Regions from separate parts of the Homo sapiens genome. Here region 1 is linked to region 2. A link is a contact called in ENCODE Hi-C or POLR2A ChIA-PET data. All regions are on one chromosome and are shown on one strand. Each heading gives the region's core, a stretch centred on a gene start or an enhancer-like site at or near the end of the contact. The rest is flanking DNA. Distances are from core to core; before and after follow the strand shown. Region 1 holds the start of LINC02381 (long intergenic non-protein coding RNA 2381). Region 2 overlaps HOTAIR (HOX transcript antisense RNA).

Region 1 (2,700 bases), core at 95-2,594, 160 kb after region 2:
TAGTCCCAAATGAAAAAGTTGAACAGAAATTCTGCTCTCACTCGTTTTGCCGGCTTGGAGGTCAGACTGGAGGTGTCCTGAACTAGAACCAGAGCATAGGTTCTGACCCAAGAAGGACACTGTCTACTTCCCAGGCATCCCTCCTTGGCTGGGAGGAGAGGGGAGGATGAGTCCGTTGGAAGCTGAGAATTGTGGAAGCTGGAGATGGGAGTTCTGAGATGGAGGAGGCAGGCGCGTGAAGGAGGTCAGGGAAAGGCAAGTAAATCTACTAACCATTGAAGTTTATAAAATAAAAACCTTAAAAATGGTTTAACATGCAAAAGGTTAAATTTTAAAAAGAGGCCAGGTTTTAAAGAAGGTAAAATACCTCAAATTTAAACAAATAAAAACGAGGAAAATACACAAAACATTTCAAGCAAATTGTTCTTCAGAAGAGGAGAGGTTGGAATTAATCAAAAGACCTTTTTTACACACACACACCCCCCAAGAGTTTCCCAAACAATAAATTCATTTACAAAACAAAAAGAGGAATCAACGCAAAACCTCATCCACACACAGAGGAAAATAAATTGTGGTGATTCTGTAACAGCTGAAAAACTAGTGAGGGAGGAGAAAAATGAATAAACTCTAAATCTATTAGGTGATATTTATAAATAGCAAAATTGGAGGATGGAATGGAGAAAGGAGTTGAACTTATCATTAAAGAAGTAACACATGTGAAAACATAAGGTGTAACTCATCCCCAAAGAAAAGTAAACTCTCCATAAAGTAGCAAGTATACAAATTTATTGAAAAGGAAGAAAGTACCACTCACCCCCCCCAATATAAGTGTATTAATTTGAATTAAAATTTTCTCCAAATCCAAGATAGGTTACACAAAAGAATACAAACATATTTTTTTTCTTTCAACTAAGAGGAAAAACAAAATCCGATTTAAATTCACGAATGGGACAGGAAGGGAGGCTGTGGTTTGCAGGTGCTAGTAAACGGGGTGAGGGTTGTGAAGAGTTTGAGGGGTAGAGGACCAGCTTACCTCGCTTTGGAGCCGCGGCGGCCAACAGGAGTGGGCCAAGGACCCTGCCAGTGCCTGAGTGATAGGGGAAATAAGGAATAGGGGATTCGGGTGCCCCTAGACGAATGAGGAGGATGGAAAGACTGGGGGTGCCCATCTCCCCTCCTCTGCCCGCCTCCCTCCCTCCGGTACCCAGGCCTAGAGAGCTACTGAAAGTTACAAATTGCTTCCATTATTAGCTCATCCCGGGCGGCCTGGTCATTGGCCAGCCCCTGGCCACGTGGTCCCTCGTACCAATCGATCGAATTCTAGTCGCAATTCTCTGTCTGTCCCTCGGCTCTGGGGAGAAAGGGGGGGCTGTGGCGTGGGGGCTGAGGAGGGGCTAAGGCGGGAGGGGCGCCTCATCCCTTCACCCTCCCTTTTCGCCATGTGGGGGCCCTGAGCGCCGCCCCAGAAGAGGTCGAGGGAATGTTGTGGGCTGGGGCACACCAGCACGGCAGAAACTGGAGAAAGCGAGAGACGTCGCCAGGGACCCAGGGACCTCTCCCTCCAGTTCCCCGGGCCCGCCCGGCCCTGATGGCCACTCACGCTATAGCGCCCACTCTGTCCTGGGCCATCCCGCGCCAGCAGTGTAGCCCCCAGCCCGGGCGCCTGAATGCTCTCCCTCCGGATCGCTGCTCGGGTCCCCACTTTGGCGACCGTGCCCCCGAGTCCTGCTTCCCCGGGGCCTGCTCTGTATCAGGCGCCTGCGCCTTCAAGGGTACCCGGCCCGCCTGCCCTCCCCAAGAGCCGAGTTTGCGCTCCTCCCGGAATCGTTTGAGAGAAGGACAAACTTTTGGCAGGATGGAAATCTAGATGAGCCTGTCCGGAGCAGGTAAGCTGGGCCCGGGACGGGTGCGATTCAGCCCGAGAACAATCTGTCTCTCCCCGTCCCGGTCTCTCCCTCCCCTTACCCCTGTTTCCCCTGCAGGCTGACATATTAATCTGCCTTCCCCCGGGAGAAATTTGGGCTGGGGTTGGGCTTCTGTCAGATGCATGGGGTCAGAGCAGCTTTCCTCCCCGAGTTTAGGGACTAAGGTGGTAGCTGGCAGGGGAGGGGGAGGGTTGCTTCCGAAACTGAGGATTGAGGGGAGGGTTAGGGGCCGAGAAACCCAGAGTCTGAGGGAGACGACTTCTTTCCTCAAACGCAACTTGGGGGAACTTCGGAAAAGTTTTTTGAGGGGAGATGGAGAAGGGAGCGGAGTTGGGGTTTCGAGGGCTAAAGTGGGAGAGAGGGTGCTCCGCTTCCCGTACTGAAGGAAGGATGTGTGTGCTTATTCCCCAGTCGGGACCGATTACCAGCCTAGAAAAACCCAGCCGCGTCCCAAACCCGCTCACCCCAGCAGGCCCTTAGAGACGCTTGGAGATCCCCAGACACGCCCCGCGGAAAGGGAAGGAAATGCCAGCCCGAGTTGCCGACTCTGCCGGGACGGGGCGGGGGATCCGCCCAGAGCGGTCCCCTGCTGTCCTGGGCCCTTACGTTGATTCTAAGTTAGGAGTGATCTGAGAGAGGGAATAACTCCCAAAAATCTTTTTTTTTTTTTTCTGAATCCAATTTGAGTCAGAGACCCATTTCCTTGAGATGGAGCCAAGCGAGTGCCCCCTCCCGCCTCCAGCACAATCTCCCGCTCTTCTCCAGTTCCCAAAGG
Region 2 (2,700 bases), core at 87-2,586:
GCAATTATTCGGATAATTGTAGAGGGAGAGAGAGAAAGTATTTCTCTTTTATTGTCTGACCCTCTCTGATGTCTGTGCAGAGGAGGAGGGGCCAGGGGTGTATGGGATGTAGAGGAAAAGGAGACAGTAGGGTCTCCCAACATCACCCTAAGCCCTACAAAATGGCTATTCCTAAATCAAGGAGGCCCTAGGCAGGAGCTTATAGATTTTGGAACATACTCAAGAACGCACAAGAGATCGAGTTTGAATGCCCCTGATTTAGTTTCATTTTCCAGGATATTTGCTTGGCTTTACTTTGTCAGCATAGACCTGCCTCCTCTAGTATTGTAATCATTACAAGTAAGGGGATAATAGATAATTACAGGGGTATCAATAATATTATTTTATAGCCAAACAAGATATGATTAGAGTTAATGTCAGAGGCTCGGCTGGAGCCTGGGAGGCAGCAATAGACAAGGTGGAGAGGCCCTTATAGTCTTTCTCTATCCTATTTTTACATATGCTTTAATCTCTATAAATCCCTAGTTCTCTAAATCTCCTCCTCAGATGTCTTAAGGGAAAGCTCTAAGATTTTAGGGGCTGAAAGCCAGAGAAGGGTGAACCACAATTTGGTACTTGAACTCTGCTCCCCTCCCCATAGTTTCAGGAGCTGTGGGATCTGCTTTCCCCATGCCCCCCCAGCCTGAGGCTTTGCTCTCAGTCCAAGGCCACTAGGGTCACAGAGACTTTGCAGGTGGGGCCAATGTGAGGAAGACAGGGTCTTATCCAAACCAATTTCATTGTCATCCCCAAGTGGGCACTGGTCCCAAAGTGAAGCCTCTTTTGATCCTAAATTGGCCTTCCCCCTCTCCCCCAGGAACACCTGGGTGGGGCAAAAGCCAGGCTGGGGCTGTGAAGGCCAGTTCAGGGTAGGGATGCAGGAAGGACTGAAAATATTTGTGTTGTTGTTGTTTCCGGGATTTGAGACCAGAAGGGACCAGAAGGCTGGGAAGAGAGAGAAAGAGATCAAGGAAGTGCCTGAGAACAAGGCAAGAGAGAACCCAGGGAAGCTATGAAACCAGCCGGCAAGGGTAAAAAGAATGAGTGAAAGAAAGGGGGCAGGAAGAACAGCAGGAGAAAAAGAAGGAAGGAAGGAAATGAAAAGGAAAAGACAGAAAAAAGAGGAAGAAAAAGACAGGAGGGAAATGAAAATAAGAAAGACGAGAGAGAAGGATCGAAAGATAAAAAGAGGCGGGAGGGAGGCAGAAGCAAGGGTCGGCTGTTGCTCTCCCTCGCCCGGGCGCCTGCAGCAGTCTGGGTGGGCGGGGGCGCCATGACAAAGTGAAGGTCAAGTTAGCATCGTACCTTATAAGGAAGGCGCCGGTCCTCCATTTCAGCCTTTTCTCTGCCAGGACGCGGCCGTGGCATTTCTGGTCTTGTAAACATCAGACTCTTTGGGGCCTTAAAAAAATAAAGACGCCCCTCCTTCCTTTACCGGGGGTGAGCCGGCCGGGGAAAGCGGCGGACAGGGAAATCAACTAATGAAGACTCCGGGAAACTTTTCTCTCTTTTTCTCTCTCTGGCTCCGCTCCCCGCCAGCTGGGGACCCTTCCCTCCCTCCTTCCTCCCCCTCCCTTCCCCCGCCTCTCTTTTTCTCTATCTCCCAGTCTTCTGTACCTCTCGCCGCCGTCTGTAACTCTGGGCTCCCTCTCTCCACTCCCCACTCCCCTACTGCAGGCTTCTAAATCCGTTCCATTCCACTGCGAAGCGGAGCAGGACCTAAGAATTGGAGAGAAAATTAAACGTCATAAAGAAAAGTTCATTTACAGCTTAAATGTCTGAATGTTACGGTTTCCTTCAGAAAACAAGGCGGTACACTCGGTAAGGAGAAGTGAGGCAGCAGGGGTGGGGAGGGCTGGTGCGGTAGGAGGCTTGGTTTTATTTCTTTCTCAGATCCAGAGGCGGAAAGAAAGGGGGAGAAGCAGGAAAGTGCGACAGAAGCGTTTTACCCGGGCAGCTAGCAAAGAAAGATGCTGCAGTCGGTGGAACTGGAAGCAAAGCGCATAAGGGCCCAGTGCGGGGGCAGCGATCCCCGAGCGCTGAGCTGGCTGCGCTGAGGCCTGGCGTGCGGAGAAACAAATATATTGGATATTTGCTGGTCTAGGGGAGGGGTGAGGCAAGAATGGAGGGAGACAGGGAGACCGGGAGCGTAAGGCAGCGCCGCAGCCGGCCCGGCGAGACCGAAAGAGCCCCGTATCCGCCGCGACAGCCTTTGGCGGTGGGCAGTGGGCAGGCTCAGCTCGAAGGCTCAGGGAGGAAGGATCCCGAACTGAGATCCTTGATCCTTTTCCTCCAGGGTAGCACTGGGGATGAACAGAGAGAAAGAAGGAGAGGAAAATAATTGGTGTGGGGATATCTGCGGAGGACTTACCTTTTTCCTGGACCTCACAGCTCGTTTTCGCCTCCTCTGGGCTCATGGAGACATTTTAAGGCCTAATCATTGCTTTTTAAATTGAAATTCTAATGGCAAGGGAAGGGAAGGATGCACAGAAAACAATGATGGGGAATTCTGGTTCAATCTGATGCTCCAAAAGCCTCTAATTGTTGTCACCTCCACCCTCCTCAACTGGAAAAATGGCCTCTGGGATCTGCCCCCACCTCCCACTTTACCTTTCTGATTGAGAGCACCTCCGGGATATTAGGGACCTGAGGGTCTAAGTC

What was found. Hi-C counts contacts between places; a loop is a spot of excess contacts on that map. ChIA-PET counts read pairs that join two places held with the same protein, here RNA polymerase II (POLR2A). Pooled maps may share reads with other maps.
Region 1: a loop to region 2 is called in a pooled map, with 2.0 times the contacts of the local background. The contact joins the promoter of LINC02381 here to the enhancer-like site in region 2. A Hi-C loop is called at or near these places in 1 of 50 pooled maps. POLR2A ChIA-PET finds 5 or more read pairs at or near these places in 3 of 52 experiments (A673, GM12878 and WTC11).

Annotation. Positions count from the first base shown.
Region 1 is chr12:54,124,727-54,127,426 of GRCh38, forward strand. It overlaps LINC02381 (long intergenic non-protein coding RNA 2381), which reads left to right and starts at 1,345. Exons shown (of 2, transcript NR_026656.1): 1 at 1,345-1,886. FAM242C (family with sequence similarity 242 member C) reads right to left here and starts at 1,669. Exons shown (of 3, transcript NR_170197.1): 1 at 1,601-1,669; 2 at 1,034-1,087. RefSeq lists enhancers at 1,719-2,352, 2,353-2,700.
Region 2 is chr12:53,964,620-53,967,319 of GRCh38, forward strand. HOTAIR (HOX transcript antisense RNA) reads right to left here. Exons shown (of 7, transcript NR_186241.1): 3 at 2,650-2,700; 4 at 1,657-1,758; 5 at 1,345-1,468. Among named protein-coding and RNA genes, the nearest start is that of HOXC11, 7.2 kb to the right of the region's middle. RefSeq lists an enhancer at 1,762-2,666. Within about 2 kb of position 1,337, at least 2 of the 41 ENCODE cell types and tissues checked have a DNase peak (open chromatin) inside an H3K27ac peak, as active enhancers do.